Regions from separate parts of the Homo sapiens genome. Here regions 2, 3, 4 and 5 are each linked to region 1. A link is a contact called in ENCODE Hi-C or POLR2A ChIA-PET data. All regions are on one chromosome and are shown on one strand. The core of a region is the stretch at or near the end of the contact, and the rest is flanking DNA. Distances in the headings are between cores, read along the strand shown. Region 1 holds the start of GCLC (glutamate-cysteine ligase catalytic subunit). Region 2 has its middle 36 kb from the start of GCM1. Region 3 overlaps LRRC1 (leucine rich repeat containing 1). Region 4 has its middle 23 kb from the start of GCM1. Region 5 overlaps LOC124901332 (a long non-coding RNA gene).

Region 1 (6,190 bases), core at 2,474-4,973:
TCCCAGGAAGAATCACACTGAAGGCAGCCACCAGCTTCACCCAGGCTAAGTGGTGTAGTAGACAGCTTTGAAATATCACTGGAGTTCAAACCCCAGCTTAGCCACTACCTGTTACTTAGTATTACTGGATCTCAGTTGCCTCACTTATAAAATGTGGCAAAGATTAGTACTGTTTTACGGATACCAGCTCAAAGTGCCTGGCATAGAATGTGATATACTGGGACCCAAGCGACAGACCACCAAGGTCAAGGGATACTCAAGCCAAAGAGAGCGGTAAAGGCAGGGGCAGATAACCTAGAAGTGCCTTCCTCAGAGTCCCCTGGGCACTCTCTCTGTTTTCCTTATTTGATCTCGCGAAGCCGCTGACTCAAGGGAAACTGGGAATGGCGTGACCACAGAGAAAATGATGTATTTTTTGGTCCTTGGAGGCCCGAAACCCATCGTGTCTGAAACGACTGCGGCAATCCTAGCAGCAGCAGCAGCCCAGAGGTCAGGAGTGATGGACTGAGACTTTGCCCTAAGAAGCCTCCCCCAGATTGACCTCCGGCTCGGAGCCCGCACAAAGCGCTGAGTCACGGGGAGGCGGTGCCGCGCGCGGGGGAGGCGGGCCCGCGCAGTCACGTGGCGGGGGCTGTATCACAACAACTGCGCGGCGTGCGCCGCCCGCGGCCCACACCGCTTCCTCCCGCGACAGGCCGGCTCTCCGAGCATGCTCAGCTTGGCCTCACGACTGCACGGCGTCCCCCCATGCGGATCTCCACGGTCCAGGTTTTCCGGACGGCTCTGGGGGCGGGGCCTGTGTTGGTCCGCGGGGCTGCGAGGCGAGGTTGCGGTGCCAGGGCGCCGCTGGGCAGAGATGGGTTCCTGGAGAGCGGGTCTCGCGTTTTTCCGCGGAAGACACTACTGGGAATCGGCCTTTGGTCATGGTCTAGGGAAGAGCTGATTCTGCAAGATATGAGCTCCTTCTTTCCCCTTCAGCTATCGTTACAGCCCTGATGGAGCTGTCTGCTGAAAACTCACTTCCAGATGTCGAAACCTGGCCCTGGGTGCAGTCTACAGAATGAAATCGAGCAGTAGTGGACCTATGCAGGCAAAGCATTGTCAGAGGGGAGTAACTCTTGTTAAATATGACTTCAGTTGATCCGTGATGGGATTTTTGTTTTTTCTTTGTAACAGAAAAGGCTAAAGACACTGAGAGATCAAGGTTTAAATTGGGCATAACTGCCCTGTGGTGCAGCAGCGCCGGCGCCCTTTTTGGGATTGTCCAAAGCTCTGGGACCCCCGCTGGGGGAGCTGGTTCAGAATTCGGGGGGGTAGGATAGGGTGAGGGAGGTCCCTTATGTGAGTGTGAGCCGGGATCTAGGACAGAGTAACTCCAATTACAGTGTTAAACTCTTACTAGGTTCAGTGTCGCGTAGGGCTTTGGCTAGACTAGAATTTAGTCTATTATTGAACCGCCCAGGTCCATGATTCCTAACAGGTGCATGGGAAAAGTGTATGGTGTGCAGCAGGTGTATGGGAAAACTGCTTTGCAAAGTGTAAATCAAGGTCTACATCAGTACTGTTTCAATAAAGTGGAATGAGAGCCACATATGTAATCTTAAATTTTTCAGTAGCCTCCTTTAAAATTAAAAATAAAAGTGGGTGGGGGTGGTGGTAAATTAAATAACATACCACATCATATTTAACTCAAAATTTCCAAAATGCTATATCGCTATGTAATCAATATAAAACTTTTAATGAGATATTTACATCTTTTTATTCTACTGTCTTAGAATCTGGTGTGTGACTTACACTCACAACACATCTGGGCCACTAAGTTTTCATTGGAAATACTTGATCTGTAATTACATTTCATAAAATTTACAGTCAAAAATGGATTCACATTTCCAACTTGTTTCAAATTTACTTAAAAGTTTTCCAGTAACTGAATGGAATATCAGTTTTTAAATTTACATTTAAATTGATTAAATTAAAATGAAAATTTGGTTTCTCGGTCATGTTAGCCACATTTCAAATGTACATTGGCCAATGTGGCTGATGGCTGTCGTGTTGAACAATGCAGGTCTATGAGAATGTCAGATGACATTATGAGAATAACCCAATGATCCTTGGATGTCTTACCTACATGGGAAACACTGTTTCTCCCCCTCTCCCACTACCTGCTTTTCACGGAGAAGCTAACATTTATTAAGCACACACTCTATACCAAGCACTTTTCTAGAATTAAAGGTACAAAAGGCATAAGTCATCTGTGCCCCAGAGGAATTCACTATTTAGTGTGGAGCTATCTTTAAAATGACTCTATCATTAATGTACGAATGCAACCAAAACACAGAGAGGAATAACTGTGACTCAAGAGATGAACATGAGTGTGTCAGATGGAGAATTTCAAGCAGGAAAAACAACAGAGTGCCAGAACCATATACAGATCTGGTGAGGTTGGTGGGAGGGCAAAGGAGGTTGTTGAAAAGGCTGTGGAAAAATTAGAATGTGGTTTGATTTCTATCCCACCTGTGTGATGAGGATGGAAACATCTTCTCCTGAGCTTCAAACATCCCTACCACACACAGACACACACACACAGACACACAGACACACACACACACCATTGTGGAAATCCCAGCCAGACCTTGGGTATTCATGCCCCCAAGCCCTGTGAGGGGCACATCCAATATGAAGGCTGTGGGAGAAGAGAATCCTGCTATCATGTACTCACTCATTTAGCAATTAATAAGTGCTTACTAAATGTTAACTCTGTAGTGCGAGGGAAGAGGGTATGATAAATACACACTTTCTGGGTAGGTACATGTATGATCTAGTTGCCTTCACTTTTCCCCTGACAGGTCATTGCTCTGTCAACACATATTTATTAAACAATCACTTGGGGGCACGGTACCTCCTTCCTCTCCTTTCCCTCCGAGATAAGGCCAACTCTAGGTGTTCCCACTATCTTCAACCCCACCCCACGGTAGGCTCACAAGAACGTCATTTTGATCACTTAAGGGATGAATTTTAGGTTTAGATGGAGGATAAACTTTTGGAGATGGTTCCTCATATGGTCTGTCTGGAGACTTTTTGCAATAAATGGTGTCCGTGCCATCCAGAGAACATAGGTCACCAGTTAATCAAGACAGTAGGGAATAATGATTTACACATGTTGACAAATTGATTCCTCTTAATAACCAGGTCAATTTTTTGGCCAACACTATACACATGTACACTATGCACATAATTACGACATCTATAAAAGATAGAATTAATCTAATTTTATGCAGATATGGGAAGAACTCGTCCCAAGTCTCACAGTCAGTAAGTGATGGAGCCTAGAGTTGAACTGTTTCACTTCACTACCATGTTAATACTTTTCTCAACACATTCTGCCGCTCTCACTCTAAGTGTGAGGCCCTGTCCAACTAAAACATAATATGGTGAGTTCGTCATTGATTCAAATAATCAACTTTCTTCCCGAATCCCAAGTTTATCTCTTCTGATTAGGAAAAAAAATGCATTTTGATATGTCGCGTTTGCGTAAAGCGAGGCCGACCGCACGCCCCCTTCTCGCGAGCTGCTCCCCTCAACTGCGACCCAATCACCCTTGCACACGCCTCCTGAGCCCCCGCGGTTCCCACCGGGCTTCAGGCCACGCCTCCGCCGCTGCACCGCCTCCTCTCCCCGCCTTCGCCCGTAGTCTATAAAACCTGGAGCGCAGGATCGCGCCCAGGAGCGGCGAGCTAGCGGACGCAAAGACTGGGCATGCTCCGCGGCGGCGCAGGTTTTGGTCACAAGTAGGAAGAAGCCAGTGCACCAGACCGGCAAAGAGAAGCGGGAGCCGCCGCGGCAGCGCGGCCGTGGGGTCCGCCGCCGCCGCATCGGAGCGGGAGGAGGAGCAGCGGGGAGGGCGAGGCCGCCGGGCCGAGAGCCGTCCCGCCTGCTCTCGGTCTTCTGCCTTCGCCTCCGCGCGGTGCGTCGGACCCAGGGTCTGTCACCTGGGCGCCAGGGGCCGCCGCCGGGGAGCCGGAGCGGGCAGGACCCTCCCTCCGCCGACTGCGGCCCGAGAGCGCCCCCGCGGGGTGGAGCGGCAGCCGCCTTCTGCGGGCGGCTGAGTGTCCGTCTCGCGCCCGGAGCGGGCGACCGCCGTCAGCCCGGAGGAGGAGGAGGAGGAGGAGGGGGCGGCCATGGGGCTGCTGTCCCAGGGCTCGCCGCTGAGCTGGGAGGAAACCAAGCGCCATGCCGACCACGTGCGGCGGCACGGGATCCTCCAGTTCCTGCACATCTACCACGCCGTCAAGGACCGGCACAAGGACGTTCTCAAGTGGGGCGATGAGGTGAGCGCCCGCGGTCCCCGTCCCCGCCGGGCACCCGTGTCTGGCCGCCCGCGCTGCCTTTGTCTTGCCCTACGCCCCCGGCCCTATCGCGGTCCGCGTTCTCCACTGCGCCCGGGGGTCCTCGAGCGCCTCCCGGCCCCGGGAGCATCGTCCCTGCTTTCGCCTAGTCCGCGTCCAGGGCCATCCTCCTGACTAGACTCCTTTCTTGTTCATTCATTCTTTTGGGTTTTCCCCTTCATTCCATAAACACGGATTGGGCGCTGGGAGGGCGTGAGCATGAAAAAGTGACATTAGGTGCTGCGAGTCTTCAACCTAGTGTATCTGCAGACCGGCAACTACCATGATCCACCTTACAGGCTCAAAATTCGCTTTTGCGGTCAATATGAAAGAGATTTAAGTTTTCCTAGTAGGCCTGCTGCTTTTAGAAATCAGGTCTTCAGGATGTCCACTTCTGCCCTACCTCATGCAGGTGTCTTTTCCTTAAACCTCTCCAACTTCTCATCTTCCCTCCCCTCCAAAACACACACACTTCATAGCTATAAATTGAAACCAGTAAATTACGGCTCAGTTTCCTACATGGGGGAGGAACCTTCCCTTTCCTGTTTAATTCTAAGTGGGAATGCATTTAGAGTTTCAACATTAGGATTTGCTTGTGTCTTTCCATGGCCTAGGTCCAGCAACTAAACTTTACAAACCAGTGTTCTGCCTAGAGATGAAATGTCTCTAGATTCTCAGTAGGTTGAACCATTGTTTATTGGAATGATCTGGAATGCAGCAATGTTAAAACTGTTGATTTAGTGTCATCTGCCAAAACTTTTTGTGCCTTCCCTTTCTGTTTTTGAAAATTACGTGTGTATGCAGTACACATTAAATGACTTCTTGAGAAGTCCATCTCTGTTTTTGTTTTTAGCTTTTGCCTTAGATGGCTTGCCACCTGTGTAAATTGTTTATCTTTTGGCCAGTGTTGTTATCAATCTTGGCCTAAGTGCTGACGTGCTGTTACACCAGTGCAGAATATCTCCTTTCAAAAAGTTAGTTTTTTTTTTTTTTCTAAGATTGGGATTCTACCTCCTACAGCTGAAGAAATTGTGCTGTTTTAAATTAGGAAAGTATGATGACTAGTAATTCACATTTCTACAAAAAGTGGTTTGTCACACTTCTTTGAACAGAAAAAGCACAGCATGTGTTTTGGTGATGATTCTTCAGTTTTACTGTAAAGTTCATAGTTTCTTTACAGCATCTGCCATTTTGTATATTCATTTTTGTATTGTGTGTCACAGGAAAATGTAAGACGAAATTGGGCAGGGACATTATGCTTGTTCACCTCTGTTTTCCTAGAGCCCAGCCTTGTGCCTGGTGTAGTTGGCATCAGGTCCTTGTGGCATGAATGAGTGAATGAACTACTATTTCAAGTTCCCACTGTATGGTAACTAGTCATTGTAGAGCAGTTCAAAGTTTGACATTTTTTTGTGCTGCTCTTTTTTTTTGAGACAGAATCTTGCTCTGTCGCCCAGGCTGGAGTGCAATGGTGTGATCTCGGCTCACTGCAACCTCAGCCTCCCGGGTTCAAGCAATTCTCCTGCCTCAGCCTCCTGAGTAGCTGGGATTACAGGTGCCTGCCACCACGCCCAGCTAATTTTTGTATTTTTAGTAGAGATAGGGTTTCACCATGTTGGTCAGGGTGATCTCAAACTCCTGACTTTTCACCCGCCTCGGCTTCCCAAAGTGCTGGGATTACAGGCATGAGCCAATGTGCCGGGCCCTGTGCTGCTTTTGACATTTAACTAGGTCTCTCTACAAAGACAGGCAGTTCAAGTCTTTGGTAGTCATTGTCCCAGGTAGAACTACATCAACAGGAAATT
Region 2 (6,190 bases), core at 2,235-4,734, 430 kb after region 1:
CTTCTGTAGTAGCAGAAGGCGCCAGGGCTTAGGATAGAGACATGGCACTCTGGGCTGAGGTAAAGAAATCTGGGCCTAGATGTGGAAACATGCTTTGCATGAGCAGAGGTCAACGGCTGACTTTAAATGATAGCTTTCATAGAAATGCTTGCCATTTCTTAGAAACCATCAAAGCTTGGCATTGTTTGTGTCACTAAGAAATTGTAAACAAAACACAATTTGAACCTGTCTCTCTCTCTCTGGCTTCTGGTTTCCCTTGGCTGGGCCACATCATCACAATGTTGATGAGATGTGGGCCACAGCTTGCTTTGGGCTACTGACTCTGAAAGATGCTGCCAAGAAACCTACAAAATGCTGGCCATGAAGACTGAGATCTCAAGCCTCACCTCACAAAATAAAGCCCATTTAGGAAGGCAGACAGAGTGGTGAGAAGGTCAGGTTTGGGTAAAAGGAGCACATGAGGATTGAGGATGGAACAAACAATCTCGGAAATGTCATTCACTGCTGACTCAGGAGTGTGATATCAACATCATGAACTAGAAAGGGCATAGGATTAAGTGCCAGGAGATTTTGTAGGGGAGGGAAAAAACTTTTTTCTCTATGCTTTTCAATTCTGCAGCTGTGGCCCTGGAAATTAAATTGACAAAAGCCATAATTACAGGAGAAAAAAGTTTATTTCATGGGCATGTAAGGTACCTCAGAGAAATGAAATGAAAATCCCAAAGACATAGTCAGAGTTGGAGGTGTATATACCATTTTAACAAAGGGCGATGAATTTCTGGAGAACTAACAAGACAAATGAAAAGGCAGTTGAGCTTCTAGAGGCAGGAAGTTGTGAGAAGGTAAATATATGGGGAAGCTAATGGAAGGTAAGTGTTATTTTAGTAGGGTTTGTGTTATAGATTCCTTTTGGGGTCATCTTTGGGATGAAAAGAGTCTAGAGTTATCTCTGGTGACTAAGAGTTATTCTGCCTTTCCTGGTATGAGAGAGGGAAGGGGAACACCTTCACAAAGAAAAATATATGCCCTGCTTTTAAGCAAATAGGGAAAAGTAGAGAGCCTTTCTGCAGTCTGCTCTTTCCCAGTTGCCTTCAGCTCAAAACAATCCTTTTACTAAGGCAATACACTCTGATCCCTTTCAGTTTTATATAATTTATTGACAGTCTCTTTCCTGCTAGGCTGGAGGCACTTTGAAGGCAGGAACTGTGTCTATTTCACTCACTTTTGTATCTGCAGAACCTAGCACAGTGCCTGGCCCATTCATTTGACTAAAAATTAACAGATGAATGATTTTGAACATCAGCTTTGAGTACAACCACCTGGGTCCAAATCCTGGCTTTGTCAAGCTATGAACTAAATGCTCCTGGGAATATTAGTTCTTTCTGAACCACAGTTTATCACTTGTACAATGGGAGTGATGATACTAGCACTAGCCTCATAGTGTTACTGTAAATCTTAACTGGGTAAATAAATATAGAGTCCTTAAAACACAACCTGCACATAGTAGGTGCTTAGTTTGAGTTGCCCTGAGCCTCAGTTTCCTTATCTGTAAAATGAAGGTAATGATCTTGTCTTAGCGCTTCAATAGATGCCTTCCTCCATTGACTTACTCTTCAGCAGAGATTCCCATCATGGGCATGAGAATAAACAGAATAATCTCTTATTTTGAAAAAGTAGTGTAAGTGTAAACTATCTTTTCCTTTTTTCTCTCTCCCTTTTTTCTTAAACCAGGCAGCCTCTGACCCAGAATAGGTTTGGAGAGGCTCCCAAAATGTCTTTTCTTGACTTTCATGGCAGCTATTCCTCGTTTGAATGTTCCCAGGGAAATATGGCAACTGTGGGAGACCAGAATATGCCTCCTCAAAATAAGAGGATTGTTGAGCTGAAGATAATTAAGATGCAGGGGAGCTCTGTGTCTTCCCTTTGCTTGCCTAAAAGCAGGACAGAGATTTACAGAGACAAAAGGTTTTTTATCCTCCCTGTCTCTTTTCTTACCTAAAGATAAGATGTACATTCTTCATTACTGGAGACAACCCTTGATCAGCTCAGAGATGGTGCCAGAGGGACCTGTGAGCAGACTTTACTCCATTAGTGTTTGCCCATATATTTACCTTCCCATAGCTTCCCATTTTTGGAAGTCCAGGACTACTTTCCTTTGTCTTGTCACTTCTCTGAAATTTATTGTTCTTTATTAGACATACTATATATGGCAGACTCGTAAACACTGCCTTGAGTTAACTCTTCACTGAGGTTTCTCCCACGCGATGTGTCCTGTACGTGTTGATAAGCTGGACTGTTCTCTTGTTAATCTGTCCTTTGTTGCAGAAGTCTGTCCCAACTACAAACTTAGGAAGGTTGAGAAAGAGAACAGACCAAGAGACATTGCAGCAAACTACCAGTGATTATTTTCTCATTTTGTCTACTTCTGCGACACATGTTCTCCAGGGAGTTTGAAATGTAGGGACAAGCACACAGACACATACCACGCATCTTCCTAAGCTAAGGAAATTACACTGAGATCAGAAGTGGCTGGAGCAGCAAATGTCACACTCCAAATGCCACATTCACAGAAGCAGAAAGGACAAAAACAAATCGGCAGCCCATTTTTGCACAGCTGTGAGATGGAGTGTCTGAAAAATGTAGTCTTGAGATATCTCACTTGTGTTTTTATCAGAACACTTCAAATGATAGCAGCAAATCTTTGGCTTAGTGGAAAAAAGTCTCCAGAGTTGGAGTTAGATGTCCTGGATCCTATCTAGAGTTCACCCTTACCCTGTCTTTGGGCAAATCATGCTTCTCTGGGTCTCGGTTTCCTCCTTCAGTCTAAATGGCTATATGGCCTCTCATGGCCCTAACACTGTAAGACAATAATAGTGGTATTAATTTGGATTAGTCAAACAAGGGACAGCTCCCTCAGGGCATAACTTTCTGCTTCCAGGTGATGCTGGCATCCCTCCACCAGCACCTGGATCCACTCCCCCAGGAGGATGAGGGTGTGATTTGTACATCCAGCTCTCCTACCCTGAGACCTTGAGTGACCCAGGATGCAGCTAAGAGACACTGGCCATGCCCACAAAGAGAGCAGAGGCCTGAGAAGGGGCTGCAGAGAGACGGGAGAGTTTTGCTCTGCTTGCAGCAAGCCCAAGAACTTAATTTAAACCTAGTGAGTTAATCAGCTGCAGTCTTCCAGTTTAATCCCTTAGAGCCAAAGCTTTCAAGAAGCCTTGACAGTCATCTGGGACCTATAAGGCGCTGTCCTGGGTCATGGTGGTGGTGGGAGGAGCTGGGGCAAGGAGCTGGCAGTGGGGGGCTCTGCAGACAACTTGCTTATGATTTAGTAGGAGAGAAGTGACACAAGTCAGTTAGTCACAATTTTTCTCTGAAGCCTTCTGAGGTGTGGCACTGGCCAGGATGTGGTAGAAAGTAAACACAGGTGAAACAGAGCTCTTTGAGAGTGCCCTGGAGGCCCAGGGGGAGTAGATTGTGTGTAATTATTTAATCATTCATTGGCTGGAGTTAAACTGTGGAAAGCCTCCAGGAGGAATAGTAGAACTTCCAGGAGGAGCTGGAGGGTGGGGAAGGTGAGAGAAAGAGCATTCCAGATGCCAGCAGAGCAAAGGGGCAGGGGTAGGGAGGGGCTTTGGGTGTCCTGGGAACCAGAACTATTCTTGGCTAGGAGCAGACCTGGAGGAGGAGCAGGAGGCGAGCTGGAAAGGTAGGTTAGTGTCAAACCTGTACAGACCTAGAATGCAAAGTTTATTATTTGGGCTTTAACCTGCATACCAAGGGTCAAAAATTGGCCGATTCCACTCATCCTGCAGATGGCTTTTGTTTGACCTGTATCGTGTTTTTATTTTTTTCCTTTTAAACTTGAGTTTGGTTAAGCATACAACATTTCACAAACAACATGGATTTCCAGCTTCTCTTTAAAAATAGGAAGGTCAGGCCTTATAGAGAATCTTCGAACGGAAGCTGAGTAGCCGCTTCCCTTTCAGGCAAGAGACACAGGGTCTGGCTTGCCACTGCCTGCACACCTGGTCCACCTCACTCACTTGTGGTGTCCTCTGGACCTTCACAGGTGTTTGAGTTCATCACCCTTGCCAGAGACAGCAGGCTGTAGAAAGTTTAGAAGGTCACAACTTGTGGATAACAGAGGAAGGTTGTGCCTCAGACTAACCTGATGCCAGCGTTTTGATTGGGAAGGGGCGAGAGTACAGGAAGAATATCTGATAGGAAACTGTTTTATAGGTTCAAGCTAGAGGTGGTGAGGTCCTGACCCAGTCAGTGGCAGTGAATGAAAATAAAGAGGTGGCCTTATATGCAGAAGGAACAGAGGCTGCCCAGTGCTGTGCTTGGAGGGCCAACAAGCTCTCTGTCTCAGATTCATGCTCAACAAGCTTGAATCCCATGCTCTAATAAGAATACTACCTTAGCTAGGTCAAGGCTGCAGTGAGATGTGATCACACCACTGCACTCCAGACTAGGTGACAGAGTGAGACTCTGTCTCAACAAAAAGAAAACAAATGACCTTAGCTCTAGGTAGTGAATAATACTTTAACACTTTTATCCAATGAGATCAGGAATGTCATTCCCCACCAGAACCTTGTGAGCTTGGTATTGTGACTGTCATCCTCGTTCTGCAGATAAAGAAATTGAGACTCAGAGATGATCTATTATTTGTCTACAATCATTCAGCCAGCAAAATGGCAGAACCAGAACAAACCTTTACCCATGGGCTCCCAGTCTGAATCCATCTCCCTTGGGCAGGGTGTACTCGTGTGACACATAGCATCACTCTCTGTGCTTTTTAAAACTGCAAATACATCTAGGAAGGTAGGAGAAAGCACTTCACCTCCCAGTGATGGTCTGAATATTATCATTGGATCTATATTTGTCTAGAGGCACGCTAGCATTGGGGACAGAGTGTAGGCTCTGGAGCCAGCCTACCTAGATGTGAATCCCATCATAACCACTCATTGGGTAAGTTACTAAATATCTCTGTGCCTTAGTTTCCTCACTTTTAAGAAAAGGTGATAACACCCACTTTACAGGGATGCTGCAATGATTCAATGAGTTAATGTGAATAATGCACTTAGCACATAGAAAATGCTGTGTGAGTGTTTGCACATTATTTATTTTATTTTTGAGACAGAGTCTTGCTCTGTCACTCGGGCTGGAGTGTAATGGTGTGATCACCACTCACTGCCACTTCAACCTCCTGGGCTGAAGCAATCTTCTCACCTTGGCCTCCTGAGTAGCTGGGACTATAGGTGGGCATCACTGTGGCCAGCTAATTTTTGTATTTTTTGTACAGACAGTGTTTCGCTATGTTGCCCAGGCTGGTTTCAAACTCCTAGGCTCCAGTGATCTGCCCACCTTGGCCTCCCAGAGTGCTGGGATTACAGGCATAAACCACCACACCCATCTGTTTGCACATTGTTATCCACATTTTTCATAAGCCAGTCTGCAGTCCCAGGTTTTTTGTCATGAGGAGAGAATTGGAGGGAGGGAGTTACAGAGGAGTCAGGGGAGACATAACGTGGATGTGGCAAGAGAATTGGCACAACTCACTCCCCATGGTGTTTGTCAACAGGAAGACACACCAGCTGCATCCATCTGGGTTGTTATCTGTGGTGGAAAGTGAGGGGAAGGGATAAAATGGGGGTGGACCTTTCTTTAGACCTCCCTACCAGAGGGTCAAGCATGGCGCTAGGTATTTCTGAGCCAGCCAGAGGAAAGGGTTTGGGAGCTGATGGAAGTGCCAAAATGCAAATGTCTACAGATGCCTGAAGGAAGACTAGATGTCTGAAGCTTGCTGGGATAATCATGGGTGCCAAACTGCTGGTATTGTGCTGAGGTTAATATTAATACCTACCCTAGTGACACCATCTTCTAAAAACTCTGAGCTCATGACCTGTGTCCAGATCCCTAGAAGTGGAGGCATAGAGTTTGAGCAGTGTTGCTATACCCAGGAAGTCATGGCTATGGTAGGCAGAATGATGGTCCCTCAAAGATGTCCACATCCTAACCACTAGAACCTGTGACAAAACCTTACGTGGCAGAAGAGACTTTATAGATGTGATTACATTGAGGACCTTCAGATGGGAAGGCTAGCCCGGATTGTCCAGGTGGGCCCAATCTCATCACATGGGTCCTATTGTTCCTGGTGAGTCCTGAGGAAGACACCCTG
Region 3 (6,190 bases), core at 1,946-4,445, 380 kb before region 1:
GTGAAGGTGGTGGGAGGGTTAGAGCAGCTGTTCCAAATCTTTTTGGCACCAGGGACCAGTTTCATGGAAAATGATTTTTCCATGGACCAGTGAGGGAGGGTGGCTTCAGGATGATTTAAGTGCATTACACTTATCATGCACTTTATTTCTATTGTTATTACATTATAATATGTAATAAAACAATTATACAAGTCATCATAATGTAGAATCAGTGGGAACCCTGAGCTTGTTTTCCTGCAACTTGATGGCCTCATCTGGGGGTGATGGGAGACAGTGACAGATCATCAGGCATTAGATTCTCATAATAAGCGTGCAACCTAGATCCCTCGCATGTGCAGTTCACAATAGGGTTTGCACTCCTATGAAAATCTAATGCTGCCGCTGATCTGCCAGGAGGAGGAGCTCAGGCGGTAATGCTTGCTTGCCCACTGCTCACCTCCTGCTGTGTGGCCCATTTCCGAACAGGCCAAGAACTGGTACCTGGCCCTGGGGTACAGGTTGGGGACCCCTGGGTTAGAGAATGCAGAATCACAGTGTTTGCAATCACTAGGCTTAAATGAAGGCCCAATTCTGCATCAATTTCATTAAATTTCACTCAGTTCCATGCCAGTCTTAGTCTATAACTTATAGCCTATGTAATTTTGACAAAAACAGAACCATCACCATTATGACAAATACAACTCTAAATGTAATTACAGGTTACAGTGCTTTGGCTGGGGAAGGGGAGCAAAGTAAAATAAAGGGGTGATTGAAATGTCAACGGAGATGTGAATTTGAATTCTGACTTTGTCCCTTACTGTTTGATCGTGGGCACATTCCTAAAACTATTTGAGTCTTAATTATCTGCTTTGCACAAAGGAAATCGCGTCACCTACCTCATGGTGGTGTTCTGGAAAGCTGAGGCTGTGTTCAGCTAGGTCAGTGTAGGGCGCATAGTAAGTACTCAGTGAATGGCTGCTGTAGTTCATAGTACTATCTTACTGTAAAAAAGGGCAGCTCGTTTTTTGTTTAGAAGTTAAATGTTGATGCTGCAAAAGAAACTTGGGGCCAGGCACAGTGGCTCACACCTGTAATCCCAGCACTTTAGGAGGCTGAGGCAGGTTGATCACTTGAGACCAGGGGTTCAAGACCAGCCTGGGCAACATGGTGAAACCCTGTCTCTACTAAAAATACAAAAAATAGCCAGGCATGGTGGCATGCAACTGTAATTCCAGCTACTTGGGAGGCTGAGGTAGGAGAATCGTTTGAACCTGGGAGGGGGAGGTTGCAGTGAGCTGAGATTGCACCACTGCACTCCAGCCTGGGCGACAGAGCAAGACTCTGTCTCAAAAGAAAAAAAAAAAAAAAAGAAACTTGGAGGATTGACCCAGTCAGGTTCTTGTCCAGTCAGAACTCAAGAGCCCTTGGCTAAAATCCATGCTTGTCACAATGATTGCCCACTCTCAGAGTCTAAAGTTACACTATCCTTCTGGCCTACTGCCAGACACAAAACCTCATCTCCAATCTTCCACACAGCCCACTGAACACAAGGAACAGATCAGGTTTTTCTGGTTTCCCTTTCCCGCCAGCTGTCTGCTTTTTAAAAAAGAAACCACTCCAACAAGATGGGAGTGTTCTCTACATGCCCCACGTCAGGCTGCACTAATTTATTTGTTCCAGCAGGTTTTTCTCCCTGGATGATCCATGTCTTAAATTGACTCGTTCCTTCTGATACATGAAAGCCTCCTTTGAGAGAAAGGAGACAGAACAAAGCAAGAGGTAAAAAAGGAGATGTTATGAAAATCCAGGGTGAAATAGAGACAAGGCAAAATGAGCACCAGAGACCTGAACCTAGAAAACCAAGAATATGACAAAGAGGGGGACATTTTCTGGAAAAGGAGACCCTTTTCTCAACTAGCTGTCTCATGGTTTCTTGGTAGGATCTAGTTTTACCTTAAGGATGGCTAGTTAGTAAGTCTGGTTAAAATGAGGTGGTTACCATGAGACCATTGCTAGACCTACCATTAAGTAAGCACACAGGACAAATTAAAATCACCACCCATTACATAATGCAGGAGTCTATATATAAAACCACAGGTGAAACAGTTTTCAAATAAAGTTTTCTCCATCAGAACTAGTGTGTGTCCTCATTCCTGAGAACATACCCATCTGATGACACACTGTTGGCTTGGTGGCAGGAATTGCAGGGGTGCTAATAACACTACTATAACAACAAAAACAGCAAGACCTGTAATAATAGCAGCCACCCACTTCCTGAGAGCGTGTTTTATGTATCCCACTTAATCCTCACTCTAAGCCTGAAAGGACTATTACTGCCCCATTTTAAAGATGAAGGACCTGAGGCCCAGAGAGGTTAGTTTGTCCATACCTACGTGGCAGGCTGGGATTCAGACCTATATCCATATGCATGATTCCACTGGCATATTGACTCAAAAATTGTAACTCCAAAGCAGTTTTAAAAAGCACATTTGCTTGCTTTTCCAGAGCTTTAAAAAAAAATGCTTCATTGTGCACTTTCTTATAGACATATTTTAAAACATAATACATGTTTTAAAAACATGCATTTTTAAATGCCTTAGTCTTGTGTTGCTAATTATTGAAGGTGAGTGATAGCTATAGGAGGGTCAATGATGATTCTACTTTTGTATGTTTTGAATTTTCCATAATAAAGTTATCTCTTTTTTTTTTTTAATTGGCTCTTTGGAAAATTGGATGAGGTAAGACAACAACAATGGTGAAGTGAGATTGCAACTCTCCATGGATGTCACTGAGTGGCAATGTCCCTAATTGCCTTCTATTAATAAGCAGCTGCAATGCAGTCCCTTGTTTGAGAGTGCTGCTGCAGCCTTGCCACACACCAGCAGCATGCCCAGGGCAGAGCATCACTCATTTTCTTTCTTTTTTTCTCTAAGACAGTCTTGCTCTGTCGCCCAGGCCGGAGTGCAGTGGCACGATCTCGGCTCACGGCAACTTCCGCCTCCCAGGTTCAAGCAATTCTCCTGCCTCAGCCTCCTGCGTAGCTGGGATTACAGGTGCCCGCCACCACACCTGGCTAATTTTATGTATTTTTAATAGAAACAGGTTTCCACCATGTTGGCCAGGTTGGTCTCGAACTCCTGACCTTGTGATCTCCCACCTCAGCCTCCCAAAGTGCTGGCATTACAGCTATGAGCCACTGTGGCCGACCAAGCGTCAGTCATTTTACCAGGGAAGGACTGGCTGTTCAGAGTAACTCTCAGACACAGAATTTTCCCAGCCTCCACCCCATTCACTAAGCATGTCTTGTTGGGTGTGGTAGATTTCACAGGAGATGGCAGAAGTGCTGCTATGAGAGGCTGGTGCGAGTGATCCCACCTTGCCTGCTCACCTCATTGACAGCCAGCTAGTATGTTTTTAGACAGAAAGATTGGGTCAGTCAGGACAATTCCTCCAAACTTTCCAGAAAAAAAACAATATCTAGGCAGACATTTTATGATTTCTTACCAATCCCTCTATTCATTATCAATGACTTTGATTATTTCACTTCCTCTCATTTTTTCTCTGGCTATTTTACCCACTGAGACATTATTTTCTTGCTAAAAAGAAGAAATAACTGGCTATGGGAAAAAAAAAAGTGGGTGAACAGGTCATACTAACCTCCTTTCCTGCTTTCACCTGTCACTCCCACAAGACAAACAGCCAGCCATATACTGTACTCCTCCCTTTCCTAAAGGAAGGGCTGGATGGGGACGGGGGTCGTGGTGGGGGGGGGGGGGGCACTGACAGAGAAAGGTATCGTTTCACATAATCAAGTTTTTCTTATAACTATGAGAGGGGCCTTCCTAGAAACGGCTTGGCATGTTCTCAAGGCAGAACTGTCTGGCTGGTGCTGTTTCCACTGTGAAGCTTGAGTTTGGTTCCAGCACCCTGAAGTTCAAGAGCACTGCAGTGTCACCAGCGTAAAACATTCAGATGAAAGCGACATTTCCCTCTCAAAGGAAGCGGGGAAACAAACAAAATCCCCCAAACTGAAAACAAAAAGCAAACTAAGTGAACATGAACTAAAGGAGATAGGCCAAAGGAAATAAACTAGGTGCATGACATTTCCTAGGAAAATTTAAGCACACACACACCATTCTGTCCACCTCCAGTCCAGAAAAGCCATGATGAACTGAGTAGTAAAGGATGGGCTTTATATAAAAACAAACAAAACACGCCATGCAAGTTCTACTTGTTCTTCCACGTCAAGACAATTCTCATTAAATAAAACCAATTTGCTTATATATAATCAGCCCATGAGATAGTGGCATTATCTTTATAAGCTTAAAACAAAATAGAGGATGTCAAAAATCTTAAAACAGAGAAAAGAAAATTGGTATGCACAGATTAGGGAACAAGGTATAAAACTGACCAGCCGAAACTCACTTATGTGTTATGTACTTTCAGCTCCATAAATAGTTTTTAAAATACACACATATTTACATACACACAGACTAAAAAGCTAAGTGAACCCAATAAGTAAATGTATAGAAGTAAAAAAAAGTATTGTATTTGGTTGGTTGAAGACGGGTTTATAAGGAGTCCAATTGGCCAGATAGCCACAACCCAAAATTACTAGCCAGAGTCAAAGGCAATTCTGGGCTCTGCCCCATGTGAATGCAAGTCCCACAGGAGGTCACTCACAACTGACGGGTAATTTAGATATTTAACAGACCAGAGCACACTGTCAAAGAATTTGGCTACCTGCTATCACTTGAACATACAAAGTAATAATTTTAAAAAGCTGTATGGCCAATGTCCAGGATGAATTTATTTCTTGGAGAAAAAAATATATATGATTTTCCTAGACACCACACAGTGACTGGCACTTTTCATTTCTCTTTTATCACAGCATACAAAAAAGAAATCAACAGAAACACACCAAAACTTTTCCCAATATCCCTTAAATTAGCAGATTTAAAATTAAATCTTGAAGCAGTATTTTGTGATACTTTGATTCAAACTCTATTTACAAATTAAATTGCACTTATAAAGATAGCAACATTTCTATTTTGATAGTAGGTTATTTTGCTTTATTGTGGTTGTATATCTGGATATAAAACTTTTAAAGCTTTCTTGAATAAAAATCATTATTTTGCAGTCCATAATTTACTTGCCCACTGAATGTCTGAACCAGTGTTCTCTTTTTGTGTTTTTCTGCTCTATTTTATTTTACAAATGGCACATACCATCAGAGTAGGCACAGTCTGACACTGCACTCATTATGAGAGACTTATTCAGAAAAAAAGTGTAAGGAATAAAATATTAGCAGTCAAATCCTTTGGTTCATCTTTTCAAAAAAAATCAACTGATATAATTACAAATCATTGATAATTCATCTTTTTGGTTAAAAACAAATCCACCAGGTAGATTACTGATTAAAATGCAACACTGCTTTAAAACACCACATTCCTATTCTCATCACACTGTTCAAAGATGCCATTGTTTACAACTGATTGGACATGACACAGGATACAGTAAGGCACAAGTGGATGGTACAAATAAAAACAAATACTTTAGGACTTGTTTTTCTGCACAAATACTAAAATATGTACCGTTTTCAAGATAAAATAACAAAAAAGAAATACATATTTTTGTTATGAAATACCTATACAAAATTTTAAAATTTACACCATCTGAGCTGCCAAAAAAGGTTTAAAAAGTATCCATTTTTCCCCATACATAAAACTATCTCTCATCAGTAGGTCCAAGGGAACTTGGGGGATTCAAAATATCCCAGCACTTTACGGAAGGGAGGAGGATAAAAATTCCCCTTCCTGCTTTCCTTTACCCCAACATAAGACAAAAACAAAGGTCGTATGTTTACAGTAGTGTATTCTACTTATTACAAACAACTGAAATTAAAAAAAAAAAAAATCACACCGGGAGACCACTGGTGCGCTGACTGGTTGCGGGATGAGTAAGGCACTTCCTGGGAGACAGCAGCTTCCCCACACTCCACGGGAAGATGGCGCGCGGGGGCTGGTTAGGACAAGGAGCACGTGAGGCTCCCGGGAAGCAGACAGGAACGTCTCGACAGCAGAGGAAGACACAGGAGGTAAAACTTGGAGGTGAAACTCTACACAGAAGTGGTCACTCGGTCAATGGCATGATTGACCTCGTTTTTGTTTGAGTCCAGTCCTTTAGCAGCATTCATGTCATTCCGTAAATT
Region 4 (6,190 bases), core at 1,282-3,781, 370 kb after region 1:
CATTGAATCTAGCTTTGCCCTTTCTTGCAGTGATTACTAACAAACAAAATAGCTCCCATTTCAATCACACCAAGGTCACTGCTGCTATTGTGCTATGTGAGACACTGGCTCTGAGCCCTGACCTGAAAACCCTCTGGGAAGATTGATTTAGTCTCTCATTACTTTGTTCAGTCAAGAAGTGTTTATTGAGTGCCCAACTATGTACCAGGCACTGTTGTAAGTGTCGGGCCCATACTGCCAAACAAAATAGACACCTTCCCTTGCAGAGCTTATCTTCTAGTGTGAGAAAACAGAGATCACATCATGAATATACAGTCTTTTAGAAGGTACTAAATGCTAGAGGGAGAAATAGGGTGTGTAAGAGGAATTAGGAGTGTCAGAAGGGGACGTGTGGTGGCTATCCTTTAAACAGGTTGACCATGTGAGCAAAGATGACAAGATGTGAAGAAGGCAGCTCTATGGATATTGGGGGAAAGAGCAGTGGAGACAGAGGGAACAGGCAGTGCAGAGTGTCAGGCATGCCCCCTGGCTGGAGCAGAGTGAGCCAGGCAGAGGGTAGCTGAAGGCATGATCAGACAGATGATCTGAGAAATGTGGTCTCTGGCTGTATAGCCCGATATGGTCATCTCTGGCCACAGATGGCTCTCAGCACTTGAAATGTGGCTAGTCCAAATTGACATGGGCTGCATGGCTTTTTGTTTTTTTTTTTTTTGAGATGGAGTCTCTCTCTGTCACCCAGGCTGGAGTGCAGTAGTGGCATGATCTCGGCTCATTGCAACCTCCACCTCCCAGGTTGAAGCAGTTCTCCTGCCTTGGCCTCCCAAGTAGCTGGGACTACAGGCACATGTCACCACACCCAGCTAATTTTTGTATTTTTAATAGAGATGGGGTTTCACCATGTTGGCCAGGCTGGTATCGAACTCCTGACCTCAGGTGATCCACCCGCCTCCGCCTCCCAAAGTGCTAAGATTACAGGTGTGAGCCACTGCGCCTAGCCTGGCTGCATGATTAAATAATACATCATGTTTCAAAGACTTTGAATGAGAATTAGTTGTAATTTTTCTCAATTTTAATTTTGATTCCATGTCAAAATAATGTTTTAGTGATATTGGGTTAAATGAATATATTATTACAATTCATTTCATCTGTTTATTTTTACTTTTCCATGGTGACTCCTGGGAAATGTAAAATGCCCTGTTTTGATTGGACTTTGTTGGTCTAGAATCTTGCATGTCTTTCAAGGATTTTGGCTTTTATTCTGACTAATGTGGGGAGCCCATAGATAGTTTTGAGCAAAGGAGTGACATGGTCTGGCCTTTTTAAAAGAGGTCACTCTGGGTGCTCAATTGACAACAAATTGGAGGAGATGTAGGAAGACCACCTAGGAGGCTATTGAGTAATCCAGGGGAGACATATTGATGGCTTACCTCAGAGTGGTAGTGGGTGGAGGTGGTGAGACATGGTAAGAATCCATATATATGTATTTTTTTTCTTTTCTTTTCTTTTTTTTTTTTTTTTTTTTTGAGATGGAATCTCGCTCTGTCACCCAGGCTGGAGTGCAGAAGCGTGATCTCAGCTCACTGCAACCTCTGCATCCTGGGTTCAAGCAATTCTCCTGTCTCGGCCTCCTGAGTAGCTGAGACTACAAGTGCATGCCACCACACCTGGCTAATTTTTATAGTTTTAGTAGAGACGGGGTTTCATCATATTGGTCGAGCTGGTCTCAAACTCCTGACCTCAGGTGATCCACCCACCTCACACTCCCCAAATGCTGGGATTACAGGCATGAGCCACCATGCCCAGCCTAATTTTTGTATTTTTAGCAGAGACGGGGATTCACCATATTGGTCAGGCAGGTCTCAAACTCCTGACCTCAAGTGATCCACCTGTTTCAGCCTCCCAAAGTGCTGGGATTACAGGCATGAGCCACCACACCCGGCTTGAATCCCAATATATTTTAAAGGTACAGCCAGCAGGATTTCCTGAGGGAGCTGATATGGAGTGTGAGAGAAATAAAGTGGTCACTGATGCCTGCAGTGATTTTGGCCTGAGAGCCTGGAAGGATGGGTAGCCATTAACTGAGACAGGAAGACTGTGGGCAGAGCAGGGGAATATGAGGATAACAGTATGGGGGCCGATTAAATGGTCATGCAGAGAAGTTGAACAGTTAGGTATCAGAGTATGGAGCTCAGGGGCTCAGACTTCTGTCTGAGCTGAGTATGGGGCTCAGACTTCTGTCTGAGCTGAGTATGGAGCTCAGACTTCTGTCTGAGCCAGAGGTATAAATAAGTGCAAGGACCATGCCTTAGACAACTTGGTAAGGATAGATTGGGGAGAAAAGGCAGACTCCACAAAGAACTAAGAGGGGAGGAGAAGCCAGTTGATGGTGCCCTGAGGATCGGTGAAGTGAGGAGCTAGCAATCAAGTGCTGTTTATAGATAAAGTGAAGATGAGGACAGGGTTGACTAATGGATGTAAGTGATGCAGAGGTCAAGAGAAGTTCCTTTGGAACGGTCTGAGCAAAAGCTGATTACAGTGGGTGTAGCCGAGAATAGCAGGGAAGGCTTTGGAGTTGGTGAATATCAGTAAGTATGGAAAACCCCAGGAATTACTGGAAAAAAGAACAGAAATAGGGTCATAGCTGATAGAAAATTGGGGCCCAAGAGGAATGATAAATAATGATGGGATAGATAACAGCAGGTTTCTGTGCTAATAGGAATAAGCTAGTAGAGAAAGGAAAATTGATGACGTGGGGGAAAAGGTCGTGAAAATTTTCTGGAGTCATGTTTCCGTGGAAGTGAGAAGGGATTTTACCTAGGGCACGGGAAGGGTTGCCCTTAGGAGCCAGGACAGTTCACCTACCTTCGCTGGCAGGAAGGCCGACCTGTGGTCGTGGTAGGGCGCTGTGAAGTTCCGTCTATCTGCTTCGTTTTCTCAGTGAACTGGAAAGCAAGGCCATGAGCAGAGTGAGGTGTCGGAGCTTAGCTGAGTGAGTTGCAAGTGTGAAACAGTGTGAGAATGAACGGACGGCGGGGATACAGGGTAACATTCACGGACATGGGTTTAAAGTGATGACCCAGGATTGTGGTACCTGCAAAGGTGTTGAGGGTGCATTCAAGAGAGTGATCTTAATGACTGACATAGAGTCAACTCACTCAAACAAATATTTGCTGAGTGCTTATCACAGCAGCAATGTATTATAATAAAAACTGCTTTTTAGGCTGAGTTGCTACACATCAGTGAGTGTTCCTGCACTGCCTCCCGATGGCCGTGACAGGAACTGCGGCTGAGGCACCACCCGACCTGGGACAGGGCTGCCATCTCCCGGCCAGTCCCTGCTACTGCAAGTGCAGCAGGCTCAGGCGCTGCTGGACTTTCTCGGTGCCCTGGATTGGTGACTGGTAGAAAAGATGACCAAGCCGAAGGCTAGTCCTGTGTGGCCATTACCTCTGCCCTTGCCTACCCTTCACTTTTCCATTCTTATTCTATTTTACTTATTTTTAAAATAAGTTTTTAATAGAAATTTCTTTTCTCTTATTTTATTTTATTTTTTTAGAGACGGGGGCCTTGCCATGTTGCCTAGGCTGGACTTAAACTCTTGAGCTCAAGCTATCCTCCCGCTTCAGTTTCCCAAGTGACTTGGATTATGGGCACAGCTGCCATACCTGGTTCACTTCTTATTCTCAGTAACAAGCAAATTACCCCCTTCTAAGGGGTGTTCCTTTCCTGAGAAATTTCCCATCTTAGCAGACAACTCTAAATATCAAAAAACCCTTGAGGACCAATGAAATGAAATTATCATTGAATTTCAAGCATCTGTGGAATACAAATGCAGGAAATATTTTAGATGCAAGGGTCCACACTGCCCCCAATATCCTATCCCGTAGATAGGGTACCACACTCAGGGTAATGAGTTTTGTGCTCTTCTGTCACACATCCCATTAGATGTTAATTGAGAATCCATGATGCTCTAGGCTCTGGATAATGTATGCATTGCCCAGTGATTTGGTTTCGGAAACCTCAAATATTCCCCACTCTTCACACTAATTTCCTGTGTTGATTAAAATTTTTACTATTAGTCGTTTTAGCATAGAAGTATTGGAGCCCTTGAAAAATCAAGTAAATTGGCCGGGCGCAGTGGCTCACGCCTGTAATCCCAGCACTTTAGGAAGCGGAGGTGGGCGGATCACCTGAGGTCAGGAGTTCGAGACCAGCCTGACTAACATGGTAAAACCCTGTCTCTACCAAAAATACAAAACTTAGCCAGGCGTAGTAGGAGGCCCCTGTAATCCCAGCTACTCAGGAGGCTGAGGCAGGAGAATCACTTGAACTCGGGAGGCAGAGGTTGCAGTGTGCCGAGATCGTACCTTTGCACTCCAGCCTGGGCGACAGAGCGAGACTCCGTTTCAAAAAGAAAAAAGAAAAAGAAAAGAAAAATTAAGTAAATTATCTGATAGGGCTAGACAATATATCAGGCTTTACTTTGCTAATATATCAAATTAGTTACCTGACACTACAGCCCAAAAGAGACAGAGCTACAAGTGGGCAAATATTTTTCAGTTATTTTTTTTTTTTTATCAAAGCAATACCTGCATGTAAATTCGAGTAGTGAAAAAGGCTTGTCATGAAAAACTGCAGATAGCTAACTGCCTTTTCTTTTTTTTTCTTTTTCTTTTTTTTTTTTTTTTTGAGATGGAGTTTCACTCTTCTTGCCCAGGCTGGAGTACAATGGCGTGATCTTGGCTCACTGCAATCTCTGCCTCCCAGGCTCAAGTGATTCTCTTGCCTCAGCCTCCCGAGTAGCTGGGATTACAGGCATGCACCACCACACCCAGCTATTTTTTGTATTTTTAGTAGAGATGAGGTTTCACCATGTTGACTAGGCTGGTCTCGAACTCCTGACCTCAGGTGATCCTCCTGCCTCGGCCTCCCAAAGTGCTGGGATTACAGGCATAAGCCACCACGCCTGGCCAGCTAACTGCCTTTTCTTATCTCATAGCCCTACACCCACAGAAAATTATCCTTATCTCTTTTAGGAATTTCCCTAAGCATTTATCTCCGTGTTTCTGAATAATATGCTCATGTTGTGTTTCTCAATTTGTTAGTTTTAGACTTTACTGATTCATTTGCCCCTCCCAAGGTAATTACATAAATATTTTCGTTAGTTAGTGGTTGGCATTTACACTACTTTGACAAATATTGTTCATTGCTAAGATATGATTCTTTGTTTTTCCTGGAATTAATAATTGCCTCATTTTTTCATTTACCTGCTTTTCAATGTATCCATAATTAATTTAATTTTGTGACTCTCTGACACACATTGAGCAATGATCTTCCTTCCCTCCTTCCTTTCTTTTCTTCTTTCTCTCTCTCTCTCTTTTTTTTTTTTTTTTTTTTTTTTTTTTTTTTGTGAGATAAGAGTCTTACTCTGTTGCCCAGGCACAACATCCTAGGCTCAGGTGATCCTCCCACCCCAGTCTCCCAAGTAGCTGGGACTACAGGCATGCATCACCATGCCCTACACTGTTTTGTATTTTTTTCTGTTTTTGTTTTTGTTTTTTTTAATGGAGTCTCACTCTGTTGCCTAGGCTGGAGTGCAGTGGTGCAATCTCAGCTCACTGCAACCTCCGCCTTGTGGGTTCAAGCAATTCTTCCTGCCTCAGCCTCCCAAGTAGCTGGGATTATAGGCATCCACCACCACACCCGGCTAACTTTTGTATTTTTTAGTAGAGACAGGGTTTTGCCATGTTGGCCAGACTGGTCTTGAACTGACCTCAGGTGATCCACCCGCCTCGGCCTCCCGAAGTGCTGGGATTATAGGCATGCACCACCATGCCCAGCTAATTTTTGTATTTTTAGTAGAGATGGAGTTTTACCATGTTGTCCATGATGGTCTCGAACTCCTCATCTCAGGTGATCCACCCGCCTTGGCCTCCGAAAGTGCTGGGATTACAGGCATGAGCCACTGCACCTAGCCAAGTTTTGTATTTTTTGTAGAGACAGGGGTGTCACTATGTTGCACAGGTCTCAAACTCCTGGGGTCAAGCAATCCACCAGCCGTACCCTCCCACAGTGCTAAGATTACAGGCATGAGCCACAATGCCCAGCAATAATATTTTCTATATTCACAAAGCTTTGCTTTCCATTTTTTTCCTATATGTACTTCTGTACTGGTCAGAGTTCTACAGGG
Region 5 (6,190 bases), core at 1,911-4,410, 300 kb after region 1:
CAAAATTAGACAGTTGTTGTGTAGGTCTCCATTCACACTCTCACCCTCTGCAACTCTGCAATGTTAGGGTTAGTCTGACCCTATGGTTCAAGGTCTCCAACTATAACGTGGACACATCTGCACTTAATGGGCGTTTTCTTGACTTAGAATCTTTCTCTGTCCTTTGGCTGCATGATACCTTCCTTGCCCTTGTAGAAAGAGGGCTAACATGTCTAGTCTTCCAAGGTCATCAAAGGAAGATTTTTCTACAACATCCAGTGCATAGGAATTTATGCAGCAGATCATGATTTACTTTATAGAACACATCCCCTGAACTAGATGCAGTTAATAGCCTTGGGCCATTAGTGTTTGAACCTTAGAAGGAATTTTAGAGGTCTGCCCTCACTTGCAAAAGTGCAGTGCTCTTGTTGATCACCTAGGTCCTAAATTTATCAATGAATATGCTCATCAGGCCAGATGCACAGAAGCGACTTTGCACAGTCTCTCCTAGCTGTCCATTTTGCTTTTTTCTCCTTTAGAATATTCTTAAGCCACCTTACACTCATTCCTACAGAATCAATTGCCTTTGTTTCTCACCATGTGTCATACTAAAATTCTAATCCTGCTGGTAAGAAAGTTTAGTACCCCTCAGAGCTCGGAGGCCCCATATGTCATGTCTGCCCCTCAAGGTTTACATGAGTAAGCCTCTGCCTCACAGGCTATGTAAGATGTAGTGTGCATGGTGGAGGCTTGCTCCCATAGGAACTCTGCAGGTACTCACTATGGGGGCGCTGACACGCAGCTCTGCGCTCCCAGCTAGGGTTGGAGATAAGGTGCCATCCACTCTCCTAGCCTAGCCCCACTCCTGATCCTCCCTGAGGGGACATTCTTTCCTAATTCATCCAGCCAGAGATGCACCTTTTCTAATTCTCCTAACGGCACTTGTAAAGGCTGGAGGTGGCACTACTTGCATCCAAGTCTCTCCACCATCCTTGTTTCCTCCCTCCTCTACAAATCAGGGGTCAGGAGGACAGACAGTGAACCTAGATGAAGTGAAACAACCATGTAAGATAATAGGTTCCAAGCTGTTTATATTGCAAGCAAGCATATCCCCTGCCCAGGTGAATTGCCTTTTGAAACCTGTGCTTGCATAACAAATGGAAAACAACCAGAGTGCAACCCCTGAACGAATTAGACTTGAGCTCTTCTGACCTGGATCCTGCCCTGGCCAAGTTACAGGCCAGTATGCAAACCAGCTGGATGCTCTTGGTGGCTCCCAGCCAGCCCACCAGCTCCAGCAACAGGCCCCTTACAAGGTTCCCTCGGTTTTTGTGTCCTTGCAGCCTCAAAGACTCTTTCCAGGCTTGCAGGCTCCCCCTTTTTGGTGTGTTGTGTCCCCTTACCTATTCTTTCAGTGTATACCAGTGGTTCCCAACTGGGGTGATTTTTGTCTCCTCCCCCTGGGGACATTTGACAAGGCCTGGAGACATTTTTTGTTGTCACATCCTGGGGCAGGGTGCCACTGCATCAGATGGGTGGAGTCCGGGGATGCTGCTAACCTGCCTACAATGCACGGGACACCCACACAACAAATAATTATGTGGTTCACAATGACAACAGGACCAGGACTGAGAAATTCTTATTGCACACCCTCTGCCTGGATCCTTTTACTTGCATGTGATTCTTACTCTTTTATTGACCTTTGGACTAATACTTCACCACCCTTTGTCCCAAGCCTAATTCTCACCTGGATGTAGATGTCATGTTCCTTTTTATTCCACATCCTGAAGCCACTAAGCAAAGGCACGGGTGCCTTCACCTCACCAGGTTCCTATACATTCTTCAAACACTGGAGCTCTGCAATTATTTCAGGCCATTCTGTGGCTCTTCCTACCACCTCCACACCTGAAAGTCAAGCAGCGCCTGTAGGATCAATCTGGTTAATGCTGATACATTCTCGGTTTTTAAATAGTGTGATTTTAGACTTTTAGTTCTATTGGTGAAGGTACAATATATAATAGAAAGAAACTCCAACAATCCCATACTAAACCTTTGCCCTTTGCTCGGGCTCTTAAAGGATTCACGTGCTTCCAGCTCGTAACTAGTGTTGTCCTACTTTTGCTTGTATTGTAATTGATCTCCTTTCTTGGGTTTTTTTTTCTTTTCTTTTCTCACATAAACCTTCTCTACCTTTTGTACTGCTTGTCTCACATACTATTAAGCCTAATTTGAATTTTTTGTTATAGTCTTCAGTTTCCCAACACTGTTTATACTTCTTTAAACAATAGATTTCATCTGCATGGTAGACAGAATGCCCATGAGTCCCAAGATGTCCATGTCCTAATTCCTAGAACTTGTAGATATGTTACCTTATATGGCAAAGGGGACTTTGCAGATGTGATGAGATGGGGGGATTATCCTAAATTATCTAGGTGAGCTTAATAGAATGCATGAGCCCTTAAAAGGGGAGAACCAGGCCTGGTGTGGTGGCTCACACCTGTGCTCCCAGCACTTTGGGAGGCCAAGGCAGGCGGATCACCTGAGGTCAGGAGTTCAAGACCAGCCTGGCCAACATGTCAAAACCCCGAGAGTCCATCTCCAGTGTTTGAGACGGGGTTTCACTCTGTCGCCCAACAGGAGGGCATATATCCTCTATCTCCCATTACCAAAGATTGATTCAGGCATCCCTTCTTGATCTTTCTAGGAGCTGTGAAGTTGCAGAATTTTGGTTTATTGGGATGCATCCTGGTGCTTGCCTACAGATCTTGTTTTGCAAGTAAGAACAGAAGACTCTGGCCGGGCGTGGTAGATTATGTCTGTAATCCCAGCACTTTGGGAGGCCAAGGGGGGGCGGATCACCTGAGGTCAGGAATTCAAGACAAGCCTGGCCAACATGGCGAAACCCCATCTCTACTAAAAATACAAAAATCAGCCAGGTGTGGTAGCACGCACCTGTAATCCCAGCTAGTCTGGAGGCTGAGACAGGAGAATCACTTGAACCCGGGAGGCAGAGGTTGCAGTAAGCCGAGATCGCACCACTGCACTCCAGCCTGGGTGACTCTGTCTCACAGAAAAAAAAAAAAAAAAAAACCACAGGAGACTCTAGGGAGGCCACCAGGCCTGTCAAGGTTGCATGGTTCTCAGGTGGCAGGCTGGTATCACACCCCCCGCCCTGACTCACAAACTGTTCCTATTTTCATTTCCTTCCCCTTAAAAAAAGTAGAACTATCTCACTGATGTAAGAAGAACATACTTGGCTTTTTTTCTCGTAAGGAGTCTTAAAAAACACACTGATAGTTGACACTGTATATATCAAGGTTTTCTGGCAAAAATTTCCATGGAATGTAGTTCAGAGAGATGCTCCAGAAAAATTTTTAAAAAGCCTCTGTGGTCAAATAAGCTTGGAAAATGCAGTATGTTTGTTCCTGCCTTGGAATGTCATCACATACATAAGCTTAATAAAACTTCTCAGAAGTCTATAGTAAAGAAGTTCTAGTTCAGTTTTCCCTTTTCATATAACACCCATTAGCAGGAGGCAAGAAATGCTAGTACAGAAGTGGCTTCATGTCTTTTCTCTGTCCCTTTCACTTGTTGCGTGGCTGGTTTAGCACTGTAGGTGGCTCTGGCCTGAGTACGCAATGTGACCCTTTGGGAGTCAAGCAGGTGAGTGCATCCCAGAGCCTGCTGATTACCACCCATTCTTCCTTCCTTTCTCATCGACGGGAACCCCATTTTATGTGGGTCAATGAGTGCTGAGGCTCCCTTGAAGCTTGGTGTGGCCATGTGACATAGTTCTAACCCATGAGATGGGAACAGAAGTCTCTAGAGGGACTTTCAGAAAAGCTCATACATGCATTTTTCTTCATCATTCATTTTCCTGCCTAGAGTGCAGAGGCAATACATGGAGATGCAGCAGCCATCTTGTGACCATGAGGACAAAGATCATTTACCAAGGATGACAGAAGAGAAAGTTAGCAAGAGCCTTGACCCCTGATGAGGTGAAGTCATTTCACCAGCCTATCACAGCTTCTAGTCTTCTTGGGAATGTAAGAAAAACAAACTGTTATTTGCTTAAGCTCTTATAGCTAAGTTTCTGTTCCGTGCAGCTATTATTCTAATCAAAATAATGTTTCAGTGTTTATTCCTGAATATCACATAATTTTGCTCTGTAGGTGTCATCTTGGCTTTCTTTATGAATGGCAATTACTGGCTGGGTGCGGTGGCTGAGATGGGTGGATCACTTGAGGTCAGGAGTTCGAGACCAGCCTGGCCAACATGGTAAAACCCTGTCTCTACTAAAAATACAAAAAAATTAGCCAGGTGTGGTGCCACATGCCTGTAATCGCAGCTACTTTGGAGGCTGAGGTAGGAGAATCACTTGAACCCAGGAGGCGGAAGTTGCACTGAGCCAAGATATCACCATTGCACTCCACCCTGGGCAACAAGAGTGAAACTCTGTCTCAAAAAAAAAAAAAAAGAAAAAGAAAAGAGAAAAGAAAAGAAAAGAAAGGCAATTACTGGATAGGGTCTAAGAAGTTTACAAAGCAGGCCAGCAACAGCATCAAGTCATTCAAGTCAGTGTTTCTCAATGTGGCCCCCAGACCAGCAGCCTCAGCACCACCTGGGAACGTATTAGAAGTGCACATCCTCCGACCTCGCCCTAGACCTGCTGAACCTGAGACTCCAGGGGTGGGGCCCAGCAACTGGTGTTTCAGCAAGCCCTCCTGGTGCTCCTTACATACGAACTTTTTAGAACCATTTTAGAACTTAGTTTAGAACTAACATTTTAGAATTTAGTTACACATTCAACCTCAATGAATTTGTAAACCCACGAAAGGTCACTTTGAATGAAATAGTTGAGTTTGAACAGCAAGACTCATGCCCACACCTAACAACAGAGCACAGGCTTTGTGAGAAAAGGTGTCTGGCTTTGCCTTGGAAATTCAAACTGAGATAGAAGTACTATAAAGGGGCCAGGTGTGGTGGCTCACGCCTGTAATCCCAGCACTTTGGGAGGCCGAGGTGGGCGGATCACGAGGTCAGGAGATCGAGACCTTCCTGGTTAACACGGTGAAACCCCGTCTCTACTAAAAATACAAAAAATTAGCCAGGCATGGTGGCATGTGCCTGTAGTCCCAGCTACTCGGGAGGCTGAGGCAGGAGAATCGCTTGAACCCAGGAGGTGGAGGTTGCAGTGAGCAGAAGGAGCAACTCTGTCTCAAAAAAAAAAAAAAAGTACTATGAAGGTAACAGTGACAGAAATGGAAGCTACCACCACTTAAAGAGTGTGGTTAATTGTGGTTCATGTCAAGGTACCAAGAGGCTAGTGTTGCAATTTTCTTTTCTCTACACTTTGCTTTGCTTTGAGATGGAGTCTCACTCGGCTGCCCAGGCTGGAGTGCGGTGGTGTGATCTCAGCTCACTGCAACCTTTGCCACCTGGACTCAAGCGATTCTCCTGCCTCGGTCTCCCGAGTAGCTGGGATTACAGGCGTGCGCCACCACACCTGGCTAATTTTTGTATTTTTAGTAGAGACATGGTTTCACTATGTTGCCCAAGCAGGAGTCTTGAACTCCTGACCTCAATTAATCTGCCCACCTCATTCTCCCAAAGTGCTGGGATTACAAGCATGAGCCACTGCTCCCAGCCAGTATTGCAATTTTCACAGGAGGCTTTCACTTTACCTTTTCTTAATAACATACTGTTCCCTTGCCTCCAACTTGGTTCACTGGATAGAGTATATAGATAAGATTTGTACAAATCTCAGCAATTTAAGAATTTGCAAATGTGCATAGGAGTGAAGACAAGGTAAGAGTGCGATTAGAAATGCTCAGTGTGGCTGGAAATGTAATGAGCATGCTTTATTCTCACTCTCAACTTGAGATCTCCAAACTCACTCTATTCCATCCCACGGTATCTGCTTTCTCCTTTCTATTAAGCAACCAACCATTACTGAGCATTCTCGATTTTCCAAGGAAGGTGCTCATATATTTTTGGTGAATCCCATGAAGCCCATATTTGTAGCGGACATATGCTGTAATCCCAGAAGCAGAAGGGACCTGGTCCTCCTTTCTCCACTCTCCCCACACTGTGGAAGCTTCAGGGCACAGAGGCGATTGAGAGTTGCTCAGCAGCAGTGGTGCTGAGCATTTAGCTCTGGCCACAATATCCGGTGGCCAGTGCAGTTGATGTCAACATCAGTTTCCCAACC

The links. Hi-C counts contacts between places; a loop is a spot of excess contacts on that map. ChIA-PET counts read pairs that join two places held with the same protein, here RNA polymerase II (POLR2A). Pooled maps may share reads with other maps.
Region 2: a map of PC-9 shows a loop between it and region 1 (8-fold over the local background). The contact joins the enhancer-like site here to the promoter of GCLC in region 1. A Hi-C loop is called at or near these places in 2 of 168 maps with a recorded cell type or tissue (PC-3 and PC-9). POLR2A ChIA-PET finds 5 or more read pairs at or near these places in 1 of 52 experiments (H1).
Region 3: a loop to region 1 is called in a pooled map, with 5 times the contacts of the local background. The contact joins the enhancer-like site here to the promoter of GCLC in region 1. A Hi-C loop is called at or near these places in 4 of 37 single-sample maps with no recorded cell type and 4 of 50 pooled maps. POLR2A ChIA-PET finds 5 or more read pairs at or near these places in 1 of 52 experiments (GM12878).
Region 4: a map of CD4-positive, alpha-beta T cell shows a loop between it and region 1 (3-fold over the local background). The contact joins the enhancer-like site here to the promoter of GCLC in region 1. A Hi-C loop is called at or near these places in 2 of 168 maps with a recorded cell type or tissue (CD4-positive, alpha-beta T cell and naive thymus-derived CD4-positive, alpha-beta T cell), 1 of 37 single-sample maps with no recorded cell type and 12 of 50 pooled maps. POLR2A ChIA-PET finds 5 or more read pairs at or near these places in 1 of 52 experiments (activated CD4-positive, alpha-beta T cell).
Region 5: a loop to region 1 is called in a pooled map, with 2.5 times the contacts of the local background. The contact joins the enhancer-like site here to the promoter of GCLC in region 1. A Hi-C loop is called at or near these places in 1 of 37 single-sample maps with no recorded cell type and 4 of 50 pooled maps. POLR2A ChIA-PET finds 5 or more read pairs at or near these places in 1 of 52 experiments (B cell).

The regions. Positions count from the first base shown.
Region 1 is chr6:53,542,634-53,548,823 of GRCh38, reverse strand. GCLC (glutamate-cysteine ligase catalytic subunit) reads left to right here and starts at 3,723. Exons shown (of 16, transcript NM_001498.4): 1 at 3,723-4,328. The coding sequence starts at 4,179. RefSeq lists silencers at 453-682, 3,750-4,179 and enhancers at 4,400-4,459, 4,298-5,039, 5,978-6,190.
Region 2 is chr6:53,109,910-53,116,099 of GRCh38, reverse strand. No RefSeq gene overlaps it. Among named protein-coding and RNA genes, the nearest start is that of GCM1, 36 kb to the left of the region's middle. Within about 2 kb of position 3,484, at least 7 of the 41 ENCODE cell types and tissues checked have a DNase peak (open chromatin) inside an H3K27ac peak, as active enhancers do; they include PC-3 and PC-9, where a contact is called at or near this core.
Region 3 is chr6:53,922,701-53,928,890 of GRCh38, reverse strand. LRRC1 (leucine rich repeat containing 1) reads right to left here. Exons shown (of 14, transcript NM_018214.5): 14 at 4,766-6,190. The coding sequence ends at 6,098. Among named protein-coding and RNA genes, the nearest start is that of MLIP-IT1, 73 kb to the left of the region's middle. Within about 2 kb of position 3,195, at least 5 of the 41 ENCODE cell types and tissues checked have a DNase peak (open chromatin) inside an H3K27ac peak, as active enhancers do.
Region 4 is chr6:53,169,157-53,175,346 of GRCh38, reverse strand. No RefSeq gene overlaps it. Among named protein-coding and RNA genes, the nearest start is that of GCM1, 23 kb to the right of the region's middle. Within about 2 kb of position 2,531, at least 2 of the 41 ENCODE cell types and tissues checked have a DNase peak (open chromatin) inside an H3K27ac peak, as active enhancers do.
Region 5 is chr6:53,242,106-53,248,295 of GRCh38, reverse strand. It overlaps LOC124901332 (a long non-coding RNA gene), which reads left to right. Exons shown (of 4, transcript XR_007059612.1): 2 at 2,684-2,755; 3 at 3,865-4,025; 4 at 4,152-4,251. Among named protein-coding and RNA genes, the nearest start is that of MIR5685, 32 kb to the left of the region's middle. Within about 2 kb of position 3,160, at least 5 of the 41 ENCODE cell types and tissues checked have a DNase peak (open chromatin) inside an H3K27ac peak, as active enhancers do; they include B cell, where a contact is called at or near this core.